Regions from separate parts of the Homo sapiens genome. Here region 2 is linked to region 1. Evidence: chromatin loops called from intact Hi-C (ENCODE). Cell type or tissue: mammary epithelial cell. All regions are shown on one strand. Links, peaks and the distances in the headings refer to the core of each region. The heading gives the core; the rest is flanking DNA. Region 1 overlaps CDYL (chromodomain Y like). Region 2 has its middle 30 kb from the start of KU-MEL-3.

Region 1 (4,396 bases), core at 206-4,205:
GGCCCTGCTCTTCCTCCCCATCAGTAGGAAACGATGGCCTTGGAGGCTTATTTTGCTCATCACTCTCGCCCCACTGCTGTAAATAACAGAATGGCCCTCGCTCTGCGGTTTCTAGACCCTGGCACTGTTTTTCAAACTTGACTGTCATAGAGACCGCTGCTAAAAGGAACTGTCTGCACGTCCGTCTGGGTCCATTCTCCTACTCATGACCAGTGGTGGAAATTTTAGGTTGTTTGAAAAAATGTCTTTTAATGGCAAATTAACATTCAAGAAGAGTAATTAGACTTAATAACTGGAAGGCTTTTTTAGTCCATCACTTAAAACACAAACGTGGAAAATGTCACAGAACTCTTGGCCCATGTAGCGCATGCATCTGTCCCATTTCTATACTTTTATCTGAGTGTTCCAGGTTACACTTGTTTTAAATAAGAGAAGAAAGAGGGAGAAATTGTTCATAGTAGCTGCATGGTTAACGGTGTTAGCTAGTTTGAATCAGATTTCTAAATCAGACCAAAAAAACCCCAAAAAACAAAAACCCAGAAAACAGACTAGATGGTGCTTTTGAATAGGAATAATATATAAACCATTGATCTCAAAACACTAAAAACTAGTATATGCTCATCAGTCAGTGAATTAGCTTTTTACTCTAAACTTAAGAGTAAGTTTTGCTTTACTTTTAGAAACTTTTAGAACCAAACATGGGAACTCATGTAATCTAAGTAACTTAGTAGTGAAACTCTATTCTGCTCCCCATTGGGGGAAAAAAAAGCATATGCTTGGTAGAAAGAATGTTAGAACTTGAAAGTAGAAAGAAATGTTAGAACTCGAATCAGGCAAGGTACCATCAGGGCTCAGAGCCACACTGGTAATTCGAATGGCGGAAATTTCATAGAATTGTTGGAGAGGTGTTTAGGATCCTCCAGAGAAACGAACCCATAGGTTAGAGAGAGATATATAGAACCAGATTTATTATAGGGATTTGTTTATGCAATGATGGAGGCCTAGAAGTCCCATGATCTGCTTTCTGCAAGCTGGAGGCCCCGGAAAGTGGTGGTGGAGTTCCAGCCCAAACCCGAAGTCCTGAGAGCCAGGGGAGCCAGTGGCGTAAAGTCCCAGTGGGAGACTGAAGGCCCGGGAACCAGGGGCAGTGACGTGTGAGGGCAAGAGAAATGGATCCTGGCTCATGAAGAGGGAAAGGGGATTTGCCCTTCCTCTGTCTACCTCTTTGTTCTCTCCAGGCTCTAAGTGGATTGGATGATGCCTAAGAGGCTTAAGAGGGCGGCTCTTCTTTCCTTAGTTCACTGATTCAAATGCCAGTGTCTTCCAGAAACACCCCCACAGACAAACCCAGAAATAATGTTTTACTAGCTACCCATCTGGGCATCCCTTCAGCAGTCAAGTGGACATGTAAAACTCACCAGAGGGGCTGAAAGGAGATGTGTACAGAGGGGCAGCTGCAGCAAGCCGCTGGCGCAGGAGCATGAGGAAGGAGCTGAGAGCAGCGCAGCCTGCCTGCTGCTGAGATTCGACCGCAGGGAGCGGGTGTACATGCCGCAGGGACGCAAGACCTGCCAGTGCTGGACAGAGTGGCCATCCACAAAGTCCTCTGAGGTCAGCAGGAGGGGCCCTGCATGCCGACCCACCGGCTGTGCCACCTGGAAAACCACATGCTGGAGAAGAAAAGGAATGCTTGCAGTCCCTCCAGCACCCTCTGTTGGCAAAGCCTGGCATCAAGCGTCACCCAGGATTTCAGAGCAGGGCAGGGCGAGGTCTGCATCTGAGAAGCAGCACCTTCACACCTCCTCCACGCTGCTCCCAGAGCCATCTTTCCAAAATGTGAAATTCATTCTGGCATCCCCCTACCAGAGGATCTTCATGGCTGTCAAACAGAAAGTGTTTCAACTTTTTATTTTGCAGTAGTTTTAGAGTTTCGCAGCAAAGTTGTAAAAATGATACAGCATTCTCAAATACCACTCCTCCAACTTCCTGAGTGTTAACATCTTCTGTAACATTGTAGCACAGTTACCAAAACCGGGAAAGTCTTTGGGAGGAGCTATGCAGGCTGTATTCACACTGCACGTTTTCCCATGAATGCCTTTCTTCTGTTCCAGGACCCAGCATTGCATTCAGATCCTGTCTCTTTAGGCTCCTTCCTTCTGCGACGGTTCCTCAGTCTTTCCTTCGATGATCTGGACACTTTCAAAGAGTGCCTTTAAGTTCTTTTGTAAAATGTTCCTAAATTCTGGTTTTCTGTCAGGTTAGTACATTTTTGGCCAGAATTCCATAGACACAACACTGTGTCCTTCTGTGTTAGTCTCCTTGGGCAGCCGTAATAAAATACACAAACCAAGTGGCTCAGGCAACAGACATTTGTTTCCTCACTGTTTCTGAGGGTGCATTCCAAGGTCAAGGTGCGGGCAGGATGGGATTCTCCCGAGGGCTTCCTTCCCTCAGAGGCTTGTGGATGACATCTCTCTGCCGTGTCCTCACACGCTCTTTCCTCTGTGCGTGCGTGCACCGGTGTCTGTGTGTGTCCAAATTTCTTCGTATGAGGACACCAGTCATGTTAGATTAGGGCTCACCCTCTAGATCTCATGTTAACTCAGTCACCCCACTAAAGGCTCTTGTCTTCAAATGTGGTCACATTCTGAGGTTATAATGGTTAGGGCTTCAATATAGGAGTTTTAGGGGACTGCAGCTCAGCCCATACATTTCAGTGGGTCGCTTATAGATGGGGTATATGATGTTGTCTAATTACTGGTGATATTAACTGTAATCACTTGGTTACGGGGATGTCTGCCAAGTTTTTCCACCATAAAGTAACTACTTTTCACTTTGTAATTAATACATATCTTGGGGACGATAACTTTGAGACTGTGAAAATAGGGCATTTCTCCTTGAACTTTTACCCATCTTTAGCATTCATTCCATTGGCCTGCAGCAGTTCTGTGGTGCTTACCTAATGGTGATTGTCTGTTCCTTTGTTTCTTCCACATTTGCTAATTGGAGTTGTTTTGCAAGGAGAAGCTATTCCTTCTCTGTATATCATTCATTCATGTCTTTTTTTTTTTTTTTTTTTTTTTTTTTTTGGAGATAGGCTCTTGCACTGTCATCCAGGCTGGAGTGCAGTGGTGTGAATGTGGCTCACTGCAGCCTCTACCTCCTGGGCTCAGGCAATCCTCCTGCCTCAGCCTCCTGAGTAGCTGGGACTACAGGCATGTGCCACCACACCTGACTAATTTTTAATTTTTTTCTGTAGAGATAGGGTCTTGCTATGTTGCCCGTGCTGGTCTTGAACTCCTTGGGGTCAAGCGATCCACTTGCCTCCACCTCCTAAAATGCTGGGATTACAGGCATGAGCCACCGCGCCGGGCTCATTTATGTCTTTATGCACTTAGATTTTTTTTTAACTCTATGTATTATAATCCAGTATTCTTATTCTGTTACTCAGATTGTCGTAGCTTTGGTCATTGGAAGCTCCTGCAGTTTGGGTCCTATGTCCTTTCATCATGTTTTCCCAATTTCTTATTTTCAGCTACCACAGGACACTCAGGGTGCATCTTGAATTTTCTTTGCTCCAGCTCTGGAGTCAGGCACTTGAGGGAGCACTGTTTCATTTTATTGGCAAACGGCATTTAGAAATGCACATGCGGGGCAACACGTGCTTGTTGCCGTTGCCTCTCGAACCTCTAGGAGGACAAAGCTTGGAAGTGCATGCCTGTATCTTAGCCCACACAAACCTGCACATCTATATATGGATCTCTCTGCATATGCAGTTAAAAATGAGTTCCTATTGATGAATTCCATTTCCAGTTTAACACCATAGCATTCATTCTAACCTTCTTCTTTTCCTTAATTGTTAACTCCTTTCTCCAGCAGTGAGAAATCCATACTCCGCTGTCTGTAATACATTTACTCATTTGCTCAACTCTAGTATAACATCAAAGTAGTTTCAAATTTGCTAACCCAAATCCCTCTGAGAAGCAGCTTTATTAACTAGAACACATGCCAGTGAACTGTAGCCCATGGGTTCAATCTGGCCCGCTTGATGTTTTTGTAAATAAAGTTTTATTGGAACACAGCCCCGCCTATTTGTTTATATATCACGCATGGTTGCGAGAGAGACCATATGGCCTCCAAAGCTGAAAAGCTTTACTGTCTGACCCTTTATGGACATGGTTTGCTGACTCTTAAAGTCCAAGAATATAGATTTTGTGTACGGCTCTTTTTGTCTTTAGCTTTATGGTGTCCCAGTCAAAATACTGTTTTCCAAGATTGCTTTTTCTTTTCACCTCCTTCAATGTGGTTATTTTATTCATTTGTAATTGAGTTAGATTAATTTGTTACTGCTTGGATTCCATTTTTTTGTTCCCCATACACACATCCTGGTTGATTG
Region 2 (4,396 bases), core at 116-4,115, 170 kb before region 1:
GTTCTGTGACTTGAAGTTTCACAAGACATTATATTTCTGAAATCCATTCATGTTGACACACTGTATTAGTTTGCTCCAGCTGCCATAACAAAATACCACAGACTAGGGGCTTAAACAACAGAAATTTACTTTCTCACCAGTTCTGGAGGCTGAAGTTCGAGATCCAGGCATGGGCAGGATCAGTTTCTCCTGGGGCCTCTGTCCTCGGCTTGCAGATGGCATCTTCTCCCTGTGTCCCCACATGGTCCTCCCTCTGTGTGAGTCTGTGTCTTCATCTCCCCTTCTTATAAGGACACCAATCAGGTTGGATTAGGGGCCACCCTAAAGACCTCACTTTAACTCAATCACCTCTTTAAAGAACCCACCTCCAAATATAGTCCTGAGGTCCTGGGGGTTAGGACTTCAACAGAGGAATGCTGGGGAGACACAATTCAACCCATAGCATGCATATAATTGTAGTTTGTTAATTTTCACTACTCTATAGTATCCCATTTTATGAACAGACAAAAGTATATTATTTATTCTACCAACAATGGATATTTTGGTTATTTCCAGTTTTTTGTTATTATAGATGATACTGCCACAAGCAACCTGGCTCCCATGAACATGTAGCATATATGCATCTCTATATTTACTGTTAATCCCAATTCTTTTACAAAGTGGTTGCACCAGTTTACACTCCCACCAGCAGCATATCGGAGTTACTCCACATTCTTACCAATATTTGGTATGGTCAGAATCCTTAACTTGCTAATCTCATGGTTGCAAAATAATATCTCTTTTGTGGCTTTAATTAGCCTTTCCCAGATTACCAATAAGGCAGTGAATCTTTTCATTTGTTTATGAAATGCTTTTTCATTTCCTCTGTCCATTTTTCCACTGGGTTGTTCACTCTGCCTTACTGATTTGTCAAAAGTCTTCGCATATTGCAGTTGCAATTACTTTGATCACCTGTGGCTTGTCTTTTCAGATTCTCTTGCCAATTTTTGTCCACCTTGGCTCCTCTTCTTTTGCCCGTCTCTTGTTCGTGTCCCTCTTGGGTCCTGTTCTCTCCTTGTTCCACATGTGATCCCATGTCAATCAGTCCAATGAATAAAGTTTCCACTGCATATGCACCTGAATCCTAAGTCTATATCTTCAAAATAGCTCTTAAAATCCACTGAACTCAGCCAGGTGCAGTGGCTCATGCCTGTAATCCCAGCACTTTGGGAGGCTGAGGTGGGCAGATCACATAAGGCCAGGAGTTCGAGACCAGCCTGGCCAACATGGTGAAACCCCTTCTCTACTAAAATTACAAAAATTAACCAGGTATGGTGGTGAATGTCTGTAATCCCAGCTACTTGGGAAACTGAGGCATGAGAATCGCTTGAACCCAGGAGGCGGAGGCTACAGTGAGCCAAGATCATGTCACTGCACTCCAGCCTGGGAGATAGGGCAAGACTCTGTCTCAAAAAAAAAAAAAAAAATCCACTGAACTCTTCATGCTCTTTTCCTAACCTGTGAACTTTTGAACATGTTTACTGCTGTTCAGGGAATACCATCTCCCATCCTGGCCCCTGCTCCTCCCTATACTCTGTATAGCTAACTCCTGTTAACCTGCAAGTCTCAGGTCTCAGCTGAAGGGACCTCTTTTAACCATGCTCCCAGAGTGCCCTATAACTGTCACATCACAGCACTTAGCACACAGTATTGCCATTATCCTTTTACTCGGCTGTCTCTCCCACCAGACTGTAAGTCCCCATGACACTGTACATAGCAGCATGTCTGTACAAAACTGACATGCAATAAATCCTTGATGGTGAATTAATTAATAATTCTTCATGGGTAAAAAATTAGGCTCACCAATAAAACACATGAGCACTCAAATCATTTGTACTATTAAAACATGTATGTAAATTCTACACATTAATCATCAAAACAATGTTAAAATAACCTCTGAACCCTGATCTCCCAAAATAAATGTATTATAAGTGTGTAAAACAGTTACGTTTCATCAATAGCCTCCCCTCAGCCAAGATCACACCCTCTGAAGGGAAGATCCCGGCAGAAGTTTCCACCATCCCCTAAGGATTCTATCATGGGCTCCTTCCCCTCCCCAACCCTGCCCATGCATACCACACATTTCCTCCAGAAGGAAATGGGAACTAGGAAGAATTGCCTAAACTGCTCACACCTGGGAAGCTGGGTGCTCCTGACCAAGGAGAAACTAAACAAATTAAAGTGATGACGATACTGCTCAGCAGTGATTCAGGAGCACGTTTTTCCTGAAGTCATTTGTTTGGCATTGCTACATGCCTAGTCAAAGTCAGAAACGTCAGTTTCCCACTGAATAAACAGCCAGGTGGGAAAGAAAGGGTTGGCAATGGGGCATTTTAACAAATGAGCTGAACTTTTCCTTCAACTTTATTTTCTGGTAGAAATGTTGTAAGTTAAACAGATTTACTATTTTGTTTTCCTTTCCTCTGAGATCAATTTTTCCAAGCAACTTTCTCTTAACTGGGTGTCAGTCAGTAACTTCTAAGTTCCTCTAGTGCAAGGTTTCTCAGCCTCAACACTATTCACATTTTGGGCCAGACAATTCTTTGTTGTGAAGTCCTGTCCTGTGAGTTGTAGGATGTTCAGCAGAATCTCTGGTCTCTACCAGTAGATGCTAGTAGCACTCCTCAAGTTGTGCCAACCAAAACTATCCCCAGACGGTATTTCTGGGATCGAGAGTCTAAAGAGATCTTTTGATTTGCTGCCACTGGCAACTGTTAAAAGAAAAATCTTAGACAAATGAAATTTAACAGAGTTTAATTGAGCAAAGAACAATTCACAAATCGGGCAGCCTTCCGAACCAAAGTAGGCTCAAAGGGACTCCAGCCCTGCAGTGCAGTCCAAGAAGATTTATGGACAGAAAAAGAAAGTGATGTACAGAAAATAGAAGTAGGCACAGAAATAGCCAGATGGGTTGCAGTTCCGCGTTTGCCTTATTTGAGGATGATTTGAATTGTTGGTCACCTCTGATTGGCTGAAACTTGGTTATTGACACAAAAGCAGGTTACAGTCTGTTTATGCATCCAGTTAGGTTACAGTTCACTATGTATGGAGAAACCTTTAGGCTGAACTTAAAATATGTAAGGAAACCACTTTAGGCTAAACTTAATTTAACACTATGATTATCTTGGCTTTAGCCCCCTCCTCAGATAAGGGGCCAATAAATAAACACGGGTATACCTCAGAGATGCTGTCAGTTCGGTTCTAGACCACTACAATTAAGCAAATATCATAATAAAGTCAGTCACAGAAATTTTTTGGTTTTCCAGTGCATAAAAAAAGCTATGTTTACACTATACTATTTTCTATTATGTGTGCAATAGCATTATGTCTAAAAAAGCAATGTACATACCTTAATTTAAAAATATTGCTAAAAAATGCTAATGATCTGGACCTTCAGCCAGTTGTGTTTTTGTCAGCAGAAGGTCTTGCCTCAATGTTGATGGCAGCTGAGTAATCAGGGTTGTGGTTGCTGAAGGGTGGGAAGGCTGTGGCAGTATCTCAAAATAAGACAGCAATGAAGTTTGCCGCATCGGTTGACTCTTCCTTTCGTGAAAGATGTCTTTGTAGCATGAGATGCTGTTTGATAGCATTTCACCCACAGTAGGACTTCTTTCAAAACTGGAGTCAATCCTCTCAAACCCTGCCACTGCTTTCTCAACTAAGTTGATGTAACATTCTAAATCCTGTGTTGTTATGTGAATAACATTCATAGCATCTTCACCAGGCATAGATTCCACCTCAAGAAACCACTTTTTCTGATCATCCATAGAAGCAACTCCTCAGCTGTTCAGTGTTTATCATGAGATTGCAGCAATTCAGTCACATCTTAGACTCCACTTCTAATTTTTGTTCTCTTGCTATTTCTACCGCATCTGAAGTTACTTCCTCCACTGAAGTCTCAAACCCCTGAAAGTCAGCCATGAGGGTTGAAATCAACTTCTTTCAAACTTCTGTTAATGTTGAGATCTTTACCTCCTCTCATGAATCACGAATGTTCTTAATGGCTTCTAGAATGGTGAATCCTCCACAGAAGGTTTTCAGTTTACTTTGCCCACATCCATCAGTGGAACCAGTGCCACATCCATGGCACCTGTAGCCTTATGAAATGTATTTCTTAAATAATAAGACTTGAAAATGGAAAATACTCCTTGATCTACGGGCTGCAGAATGGATGTTATGTTAGGAGGCATGAAAACATTATTCTCCTTGTACATCATCGGAGCTCTTAGGTGACCAGGTGCTTTGTCAATGAGCAGTAATATTTTGAAAGGAATTTTTTTAGCAGTGGGTCTCAACACCGGGCTTAAAATATCCAGTAAAACATGCTGTAAACAGATGAGGGGTTATCTGGGCTTTG

Evidence for each region. Hi-C counts contacts between places; a loop is a spot of excess contacts. Peaks named below come from ENCODE experiments on the same cell type or tissue, not always from the same donor. Only the 100,000 strongest peaks of a DNase experiment are listed, where the experiment ranks them.
Region 2: it touches region 1 in a loop (2.3-fold over the local background); 1 of 110 quality-filtered maps calls a loop at or near these places.

What each region holds. Positions count from the first base shown.
Region 1 is chr6:4,804,532-4,808,927 of GRCh38, forward strand. The region is part of intron 1 of CDYL (chromodomain Y like); the gene reads left to right. Among named protein-coding and RNA genes, the nearest start is that of CDYL, 30 kb to the left of the region's middle. In mammary epithelial cell, for the core only: a CTCF peak has its summit at 1,721 (motif pointing left); no DNase peak of the experiment used is centred there; H3K27ac peaks cover 1,168 bases.
Region 2 is chr6:4,638,150-4,642,545 of GRCh38, forward strand. No RefSeq gene overlaps it. Among named protein-coding and RNA genes, the nearest start is that of KU-MEL-3, 30 kb to the left of the region's middle. In mammary epithelial cell, for the core only: no CTCF peak of the experiment used is centred there; a DNase peak (open chromatin) is centred at 2,242; H3K27ac peaks cover 260 bases.